Regions from separate parts of the Mus musculus genome. Here region 2 is linked to region 1. Evidence: chromatin loops called from intact Hi-C (ENCODE). Cell type or tissue: left cerebral cortex. All regions are shown on one strand. Links, peaks and the distances in the headings refer to the core of each region. The heading gives the core; the rest is flanking DNA.

Region 1 (5,436 bases), core at 84-5,083:
AAGGGTGCAGTAGACAGAGTTCCCAAGCTTGGTCATTACTGCAGCTCTGTAGGCAAGTCACTTGAACTTTTTAGGTGAGAGTGTGACATTATGCCACCTCTGTCAATGTTGTGGGATGGATAAATACAAAGAGACTTTGAAATTTAGAGCACAATAGTGTGGAAGGAACATTTATGAGTTGTCATCTGTGCCAACTCATGCCTAAAGTGGGAGCATTTTCTCATATTTGTGAAAGAAACTGCGTATCTTGGAAAATACAATCCCTTTCCCCACCTTGTTTCAATGGCTAGAAGGGAATTCGTTTCTTAACAAATTTTCATTGGATCAATATTCAATAAGAGGACTCAAACAGAGAGAAAGATGGTCTATTGGATGTGTAAGGAAGAACAGAGGTTAATTCAGTGTACACTTGAAATCACAAACTTCCTATACCATATGCAAATATTACAAGTAGCAAACATGTTCTATTCACTCATTCTATAATCCCACATTCAGCCCATGCAGCTGGAGGGCATAAGGTCCTCGGTCATCGTAGTAGAATTGGGATAAGTAATAAGCCCTTACATCAGTAGTGTCCTTATTATTTAGGCCTCAAGACTAAAAAGTAAGTGGATAGATATAAATGATTTAGTGGTTTGGTTCAATTCTGGCCACTACTACTATGGATCCATAATTCATTGAAATGTCAGGAGAGCTGCATGGATACCAGGGCAGCAGCCTAAGCCTCACAGTTCTACTTTCCCTGTCAGACAAACTCACAGCAGATGTCCATGCGACCATTCACTTTTTATTAATATTTGCACTGACCAAACACACCCAGTTTCACAGGCTCTTCACGTGCTTTAAAATAAATTAGCAGTTGGTGGCTCCATTTAACTACAGGGCAAAGAGAGCTACAGGGAGGTCAAGAGCCTTCTGCTCTGACACTCCCACAAGCCATAAGGGGAAGAAGGTCACAGTCTATTTCCTCAAGGTCTCTCCAGTTCCAAGTTCATTTACATGAACTTTTCCCACTTCAAAGGAGCATGTTGCATTTCATACAGTAGCCTTCCCTGGCAAGGTCATTCCTTCTCATATGTTCACTTGGTGATTTTCATATCGTGTAATGAAGCAAAGACCTGGGATGATGGAGTTGTCCTTAAGATGAGGCTCTTGTTTTGGGACTTGATCTTTGTCAAGTGGTTTGCCATGTCTTAGTGATGTGTAGAAATGGGAATGGCAGTTGTCTATCCTTTCTTTGTTTCCATAGTCTAGGATGCACCAGTCAGGAATGTTGTGTAGCAGAGCCTGAGGAACTCTTCCCTCTACACTCTCCCCAGATCTCCCGACTGTGGATAAGACCAAGTTCAAAAGTCAGAGATCTTACAAGATACTGGGTATATTATTTAAGGTCCTCAAATATGGGGGAGAACAAAACCCACCATCATTTTCTTCACTCTTAGTCCCGGTTATATTTCAAGTCCAGAATTTTACTAGGAAAGATACACTTTGTGCCGATATAGGATGGGGTGAGCATTCAGGATTCACACCAGTCTTTGTTGACTCAGGTCTGTTTTGAAATGTTCTAGGTTATTCCATAGAAAGTGAGGGTTTTCCCAACTTCCAAGGTCAGTGTGCATCCCCTGGAGTGACGTCCGAACTTGCCCTTTTGGATGACTATGTGTGCAGTCCATAGAGTTCTCTCTCTCTCTCTCTCTCTCTCTCTCTCTCTCTCTCTCTCTCTCTCTGTGTGTGTGTGTGTGTGTGTGTGTGTGTGTGTGTGTGTGTGTGCTTAACTTACTGTTTGACTTCCTAGTTATTTATGGAATGATTCCTACTCAAAGAAACAGAAAGGGGAATGTGTATTTTCTCTGGTCCACTTTATGTTCAAAGGCTCAAGAATATAGTGAAGCAGAGTAGCAAATTTTCTTGTTTTGGGGAAAAAAAGCCACTCATTAGCCTTTCAGGAATGAAGCTGCTGTATCTGTCAATTACGCATTCAGTGCGACCAAACAATCTTTGTGTTGCCTGCTGGCTTTGATGCCTGGATTCTGGTGAATGAAGCTCTTAATTTATAAGAACTCTGGCATACAGAGAGTTAAAACACTTCCCAGTTTCTTAGCCTCTGTTCTCTGCATCTATGGTCCAGGGTGAGGCTGAGGGTCTTGACCTTGTCACTCTTTCTAAGGACAAGAGGAGAGGAACAGATGAATCCAACTGTGAATGCAGTGTCCCAGAAAAGAGAGGCAAAAATCCTTTTGAGCACACTGACCTGTTCAAATCTCAGTCCTCTGGGATGCTCTGCTGATAGTTGATAGTGAACTGTGCTGTGAGATTGGTTTTGCTAACATACACACACACACACACACACACACACACACACACACACACACACACATATATATATATATGAAATCACATGTCACTGAGTTGCTTAAAATCTTCCCAGTTTTTAAGATGGTAATTAGGAGATCCAATGCCAGGCTTGAGTGCATGCAAACAAGCTCTCTCTAGAAGACACAGCACACCAGTGCAAAAACATGCCTAGATAACATAACTTGTCGGAGAGGATTATTTCTTCCCAGTGAGTCTGCAGGAGCCCTTTTCTGTACTATTCAGCATTTGAGAGGAGAGAGGGAGAGAGAGAGAGAGAGAGAGAGAGAGAGAGAGAGAGAGAGAGAGAGAGAGAGAGAGAGAGGAGAGGGGGCGCATTAGTGAATAGCGACTGTGGCATTGATGTTTGAGCGCACTTCTGAACTGGCTTTTGTTGAGACTATCAGTGTAGAAAGCATGCGCTGTCCCAAATCCGCTGTTACTATGAGAAATGAGGAGCTGCTTTTAAGGTATGTTGTTGGGTCCTTTGTTTTTAACATAGGCTTTTCTAGTTTTGAGAGCTGGTGGAGACGCCAATCTTGCCCTGAATCAAGCAGCTTCCTTATCTTAGAAGAGAAAGAGAGAGAAAAAAGAATCTAAACAGAGAGAGGGAAATGAAATTGAGACCAAGAGATTGGGAGGGAGAGCGAGCAAGCCAGGGAGAGAAAGGAGAAGGACTGCTGTGAGGGAGTTGTGTGTGTACTAGTTGTCTTTTGAAAGCAGACCATGCATTTGCTCCCCGCTACCTATGAGCAGCCAGTGGATGTTTTAAGGGTTCCGAATCTGGCTGTTGGTTCGTCTTTTCCTTTGCAATGTCTAAGCCTCTTTCATTATTATGCACTCTGCATGGAATAATCATCGAAAAAGGAGCTGAGGAGACTCCATATTAGACTTGCGTTCCAAATACCACTCTAATCTGGACTTAGACACCTAAATAGTCCTCTCGTGTTATCAGGTTTGGATCACTTTATCCTGCTTGCCAAAATGTGTACCTGTTTGGAGACCTCTGTTCATGCATGGCGTCCTGGGTCCTCTTGTGCGGGAAAGCAGATACCTGCTTCCTGCATGGGTGGTGGGGTTCTATCATAGACCGAGAAGGAGACACAGCTGACCTTTTGGGAAGCGGAGAGAGAATTATGATAGAATTGGCATCCTGCTTTTAAAAATGCAGTCTTTTGTTTATTTGCTAGCAGACATTGTAGCACTGAATACATCTTTGGGTCTGACAATGGGACCGGTGGAACAATGGAGCTGTCAAACTAGCTTAATGCATGTCTGGGGCTGGTTTTCTGTTTGTTTGTTTTTTTTTTCCAGCACCCCCTTTTATCTCCTATAATCTTGTTGTGTGGACTATCAGAGGGAAGCTTTGGGTCTGCTTATTTGTGGTTTTATGCTTTTAAAAATTTATTATCTGCCGTTCTCAGAGCTTTTTGCATTTTGCAGTTATGTTGGCTGGATTAAGTTAGAGATTTATGGCTTGCCTCTCTGTTAACTACAGAAAGAAAACTTATTGATTGAGGATGCTTGTAATACTATTATCATTGTGGCAAATGCCTTGTTGATCAGACCTGCTTCTACAGTATTTACCGCCGAGGATTTTAAATGCTCCCTTTTTTTGGACCTAGGGAATGTAGCATAAAAGAGAAGTTAAGAAGGACATACTTAATGCTCAAGTAATCAGTATTCCTAGTTTTTAGCTTCCCCTTTGGCATCCACAGACAAGCAGTTTAGAAATCCAAGAATAAGAACTTTTGCCTTTCCAATTTTGGTCACCAACTATTGTTCTGTTACTTTGTTAAGTGAAAGGTTTCGATGGAATATATTGATCTTTGATTTGATGTTTATATTCTTACAAACTGCATTTCTATGAAAGGCAAGTATTTCACGTGTATTCGGATGCCCTTCATTTCATAAGATAAACTGGTTTCTAAGGTGAAAATACTGTAGGAGAGAATATGGAAAAATCTGGTTCAAACTTCTCAAATGCTGAAACCATTTTTATTCCACACTGGATGTAAAATAACTGAAATTAAAATAATAAGTAATAGATTTACATGAAAATCCTCTTTTAAGGTTGATGTCTATAAAGAATATATATTTATAGTGTTTTAGTGTTTTTGCTTAATGAACCGTTTGTGCCAGATCAATATTATGAGATATGTATTAGTAAGTTCATAGACTAAAACCGAGAGCCCAATATGAGAAACAAAAGGGGAGTTGTTTCAATGAATAAAATAAAAGATAAAATTGGTTTCAAATATTTCCTGATAGAGTTTGGTACAAATTAGGGATGTCCCTCATTAATAAGGAAGGACATACATGTATTACTTATAAAAACACAAGTATGAAGTACTAATTATTCCTTAGATTCAGAGACAAACTTAAGTTGAAATATTATTAAATACTTATTGTATAATTATTTACCTAAATGTTATCGGCTAACCAGAATTGCCTTTGCAAGTTGAGATTTCCTACCGGTAATATTTCCAGAGCTTAGGTACACCAAAGCATATGTGTGTGGTGTAATAATATTCTTCAAGTTATCCATTGTGAATAGAGTGGGTTTTAAAGGCATGCTTGTTATGTTCTCTCGGTTCCAATGGGATCTGAACTGCTCCTTGCTTTGGGTATAGCAATAATTGCTTTCAGGATGAGCTCATAAAAGGTAATGGGTAAGGCTTCATATCCGAGGCTAACCAACTGTTACCAACACACCCCAGTTCTGCTTTCACCGAAAAAAAAAATTTCATTCTAAAACACAGTGTGTGTGTGTGTGTGTGTGTGTGTGTGTGTGTGTGTGTGTGTGTGGTCTAAGAAAAAAGCAGTCTTCCATGCTTGCTAGATGCTTGTCAGGAACTCATTTAAATAAAGAAGTCACTCGGAGACCACCGTGTTGAATTTTTTTCTTAAATTGGTAATTATTTAACTGTGATACATTCACTTAAATTTCTGATTGCTCATCATTAGTTAGGCTGGACACAGGGGGATTTCACTTGTCCACTCTTGTCTGGTGTTCTCATGCATCACCAGTTTCCAGATTTGGGGGTCCCATACCTCTTTCCCACCCACCATACAATTCCAGCA
Region 2 (5,436 bases), core at 111-5,110, 160 kb before region 1:
GGATAGATTTTAGCTACCCCTCTCAGTGCTGTGATAAAATAGCTGAGGAAAGTAACTAGAGGAGGTCGCGTTTGTTTCTCCTCACAGTTTGATTGGTGTGCAGCAGCATGGCTAGGGAAGCATGCGCAGTGGGAGGGGTGTGTCACATTGTTTCCGAGTTAGGAAGCAGTGATAGGAGTGCTGTTGAGGAGGCACTGCAGGGACATTAGCTGCTATACAAACTACTACCTAGGATTATCTGACTGGGTTGGGAATGTTGGAGTCCCCATCAAGGAAAATAGTCCTAGATAGAGCCATACCCCTCTGCAGGAGCTCTCCCTGGGGAACACGCTGGCAAAGTGTCTTTATGCTTCAGTTGGTTTGTATGGGGACGAGAGGTAGGAGAGCGTTCTGGGGATGACACCCACAGGTCATCCTACAGCCCACCGCTATCTTTTATCTTTTTTCTTTTTTCTTTGAGATAATGTCTCAGGTTGACCCATTCTGTGGCCCAGACAAATCTTGAATTCTTTGCAGTCCTCCTGTCTCATACTCTCTGGTATTACAGGAGATTATAGACCTGTGCCACCAGGGATGAATGTATATATGTATATAATTTTCCCATATATTAATTTTAGAATAGTTGTAGGTTTATAGAAAAACCGCACAAGTAGTAAAATGTCTTCATACTCAAAATTAATGAATTAAGATTAACACATTATTACCTACAGCCCACAATTGATTGAGATTTTTCTCTGAGTTCTTTCTTAATGTCCTCTTTCTGTGCCAACATCCCCTTTAGGGCCCCAATTTACTCAGGTGTAGTGGCTCCTGAACCCCCTCTTAGGCTTCTCAAACTTTCTTCATGTCGTATGATCTTGGCAACTTTAAATACTGGTTCAATATTTTGTAAAGAGTCCCTCTCTTGATAACTAATATGTTCCTCATGGTTGCACTGAGATTATGAAGAAGGAGGGACAAAGGAACAGCACAGAGCAAGGATGCACACCTTTTAACTCTTGGTGTTGACTTTAATCACTCAAAAGTCATCGCTTTTCTCCATTAAACTGTTATTTGTTTTTTCTCTTTCCATACTGAGCTCTGTGCTCAGTATGAACAAGCTGCTCATATTTAAGGAGTTCGGAGTCATGACTCACCCACCTGTGGGCGGATTACCTATAAATAGTATTTGTAATTCTTCTAAATGGGAGCTATATCTCTTGTGTTCCTTTTATTTAGTTGTTAAGTTATGTCAGCATAGTCTCGTGGTATGTATTTTAAACTTTGGATCATGATCTAATATTACTCTGATTATTTTATTGCTCAACGATTTGACCATAGGGAGCTATTATTCAGTTATCTGCTATATATTCCTTCTTCAACATAAGCCCTTGTGGGATTTGTTTGTTGTTATATTTTAAGTACTTCTTTCTATTCTTGATAGATACATGGTTGTATGATAGATGATTGATAGATAGATAGATAGATAGATAGATAGATAGATACATATAGATAGATAGATAGATAGATAGATACATATAGATAGATAGATAGATGATAGATAGATGATATAGATGATAGCTATATAGATATTTTATCTATTTCCCACTCTATATTAGAATTGGTATTTATCTGAAGAGCCCTGGCTCCATTGATTAGAGAACAGTTCTAAGCACCAAACATACTCATTGATATTAGATTTTCATGATGGACTGTCACTATGTCCAAGGCTTCCTCAGTTGATGGCACATTTGGAAATGGATGTGCATATGCACCCTTCCCTCTCTCTCTGTGTGCGTGTGTGCTTGATTATTTATAACCGTATCTACTTGCTACTTTTCTTATTGCTGGGATGCAGCAATGATTAGAAGCATTGTAAAAGGGAAATGGCTTATTCTGCCTTACAGTTCAAGGAAAATATTTCATCATGACGGGAAAGGAGCAGTGCACCCCTGCCTGGGAGACAGAGAGTGAGCAGAAAGTTGGGCTGGGTTGTAAAATTTCAAGCTGCTCTCCCAAAGACTCACTCTTCCAGCTAGATTCCACCTCCTAAGGGCTCATAATCTTCCCAAACAGCACCTCCAGCAGGGCACACTGGGGAACATTTCACATTCAAACCACACCAGTTATGTCAATAGTAAGATAACCATGTTTCATGTTTCGTGATGATGTTGCCAATCTTAACCCATTACTTTCTCTCCTTGCATAACTAGAATTTGTCATGCTTCCAAAAAGCCCCCTGGTGCTCCTGTGCCACCCGTTGTCTTAAGTGTATAATCTCATATATGAGGTGTTTTCAGAATATTAATTAATCTACTCCTAGCTCCCATTGGGAAGCCTTTGATCAGCTAGAACACGATCTTATTTATACTTCCTTTCATCTCCTTTCCTGACATATTGTCCCCTTCCCACAACCATGTAAGGTAGAGTTTCCATCACCATCCTCTGTGGTGAAATTACCTTAAAGGCTTACTGCTGATCATTCATTTGTCATAGTCTGCATTTCATCTTGGGATTCCCCATGTCTTCTAAAATATTTTTTCTGAAATGTGCACAAATAGAGGTTCACTCTTTGTGTTCTCTCTTTGTTCTTTGGGTTTTGATAAATACAGTATCATATATCCACCATTATAGTATCTTACAGATACACATAATTAAAATAAATAAATCTATTAAATATAATTATTAAATCATAAGTGATATAGAAGTTTCATGAGTCTTGTATTTAGGTATTTTTACATTTGTTTGTGTGTGTGTGTGTGTGTGTGTGTGTGTGTATTCACACATACAAGCACATGTAACCAGTGTGTGCACACATATGCACAAGCATGCCCAGACACACATATAGAGGTCAAAAGATGAGCAAAAAAAAATGAGTTGTCCTCTTCTAAATTATGTGAATTATAGAAAGTAAATGGCTCATTTAGATTGTTGGCAAGCAGCTTTGCCTGTTGAGCAATCTCAACAGTCCATAATATGTTCGTTCTATCTCTGTCTAGGCCAATAACCAGTGTTTCCATTGTGTCATTTGCTTTATTGGATTGTGTTTGGACTGCATTTGTCTCAGACTTTGAGTCTCTTCTATTGATCCATACCTCTATTCCTCTACCGAGATCCCAATTTGGTTACTATAGCTTAATAGTAAGTTTTGAAATCAAATGGTTTGACTCCTCCAATCATGTATTTCTTCTTCAGTATCATTTTGACTTTTCTGGTTTCACATTTTTATTTAAACATTAGAATACTTTATTGATAGACACAACAATAACTTGCAGTAATTCTTACTGAGTTTTCATTAAATCTCCAAACAAGGTGGAAAGAAATGACATCCCACTGATAATGGGGCCTTCAAACTACAGCCAGAGACACCACTGCTCCACTTTCTCGATTCTTTAATTGTTTTGATTGATGCTTTTTATTCTTCTACACAAGGGCTCTGTATTTTTTTTTAATTTTATAGTTGAGTAGTTTGTTTTGTCTTTGGTGACATTAAAAATGGCATATCTAAATTTCAGCTTCTCATTGTTTAGTGACATGTGGGGACACATCAGCTTTCTGTCTTGCCCTGGTGTCCAATAATGTTGTATTTGCTGATAACCTCCATCTGCAAACTCTGACTTTCTACCAAGACAATCATGACATCAAGTTCACAGTCAATTTTATTTAATTCCATCTAACCTGCATAGCTTTATTCTTTTCTTCTTCTAGTCAACATCCAGTATGATGTTGGGTTCAAATTATGAGGGGAATATCCTTATCATCTTCCCAATCTCAAAGGGAAAGTGTCTGTTATTTTATAAATATCAGTTGTGGGGTGTGTGCATAAATATGTACATGTGTGTGCATATGTGTCTATGCATGGTTTTGAATATATATATATATATATATATATATATATATATATATATATATGTAATTTCTGTATGTGTGCCTCTGTGTGTGTGCATGTCTGTACATACTGTGTTATTTATCAAAATTAAGATTTTTTTTCCTTCAGCCTAATTGTTTAAGGAATTTTCTTTTCATAAATGGATATTAGAATTTTGAAATGCTTTTTCTACATCAACCAATGTGACCCTGTGATCTTCCTGCTACATTTTGTGGATATGGTAGGTTAGCTTGGTGTATATGCTTTTAATTTACAATCTGGCTTGCATATCTGGAATATACCTCAGTTGGCCATGGCAAATAGATCTTATGTGCCTTTATAAAGTCTGATTTGCTAATATCACATTGAAGCTTTTCACATGTATAGTCATGAAAGATAATTGGTTTATTTTCATCCTTTTTTAATACTGTACCTTTCTGGCTGTGATCTCAATTAAATATTAATGCAAGTCTCATGGGATGCACTTGGAAGTGTTCCCTTAGCCTATAATTTTTAGAAGATAATGTCGAGAAGTGCTATAATCTCTCAAGTAAATGCTTGGTGGTGTTGGCCAGCGGATCTGCCTTGACCCGCTAGGCTATTTTGTATGGCTGTAGAATGTTTTTATTCATTGATTAGGTAGGACTTTTAAGGTTGTCTCTTTTCTGTGATTTTAGTTACTTTGTGTCTTTGATGAAATTGGTTCATTATCACCCAGTTGGAGCCGTAGAATTTGTTTCTAGTGCTTTTTGTATTTGTCCTCTTAATGACCACTGAAACTGGAATGCTAACCCTCCTCTCACTTCCGACACTGTCTGCTCATTCATTCTACTTTCTTCTCACCTAGCTACAGGTTTAACTGGTTATTGAACTTTTCAGCAGTGAACCTCTGGGGTTCACTCAGCTTCTACCTTGCTCCCATGTTTCCAGTCACTTATTTCTACTCTTGTTTTGTGATGACTTCTTTTCTTGTGTCTGCTTTGCAAATCTTCTTTCTTTGGTTTCATAACATGGAAACGGATGTTATTAATGTTAGATGGTCCATCGGTTCACCTCCTATGTGTATTGATGCTATCTGTTGCCCTCTGAGTGCAGCTTTGGCTGAACATAGATGCTGTCCTTTCTCTTACTACCACTTTGGCTGCATAGCCACATTTTTCCAAGTTGTCTGTTATTAATTTAGATTTTAGTTCTAGTATGGTCTGAAAAGTCCACTTTGTATGTCTATTATGTGCTATGAGTCACAATATGTGCTCTCCGTTGGTAAGTGTTCTGTGTAAGCATAGGACAATGTTGCATGATATACTCTACAAATGCCTTTTTTACAGTGACTAGTAATGCTTTTGGCATTATCTTTGCCATTACTGGTTTTCTTCCTTCTTGAGCTGCTCATTATGACAGAGATATTAAAGTACTGACTGTGGTTTGATGATTGAAACAAAGTCGACCCTAAATACTGCCAATTCACTCTCCTTCTGAATCCACACAACTGTCTTTCCATGAACTACGAGCAAAAGTCATCTGGAAAAGGGATAGTGTTGAGCCGTTAGAGTTTGTCAAGAATTTTTGCTTTCCAGATACAAAAGCAA

The links. Hi-C counts contacts between places; a loop is a spot of excess contacts. Peaks named below come from ENCODE experiments on the same cell type or tissue, not always from the same donor. Only the 100,000 strongest peaks of a DNase experiment are listed, where the experiment ranks them.
Region 2: a loop joins it to region 1, with 2.2 times the contacts of the local background. A loop is called at or near these places in 1 of 42 quality-filtered maps.

The regions. Positions count from the first base shown.
Region 1 is chr2:6,882,238-6,887,673 of GRCm38, reverse strand. Celf2 (CUGBP, Elav-like family member 2) reads left to right here and starts at 2,678. Exons shown (of 14, transcript NM_001110228.1): 1 at 2,678-2,822. The coding sequence starts at 2,716. In left cerebral cortex, for the core only: no CTCF peak of the experiment used is centred there; DNase peaks (open chromatin) are centred at 2,882 and 3,029; H3K4me3 peaks cover 2,958 bases; H3K27ac peaks cover 3,794 bases.
Region 2 is chr2:7,046,985-7,052,420 of GRCm38, reverse strand. It overlaps a transcript of Celf2 not described here. Among named protein-coding and RNA genes, the nearest start is that of 5031426D15Rik, 120 kb to the right of the region's middle. In left cerebral cortex, for the core only: a CTCF peak has its summit at 2,056; a DNase peak (open chromatin) is centred at 1,128; H3K27ac peaks cover 2,090 bases.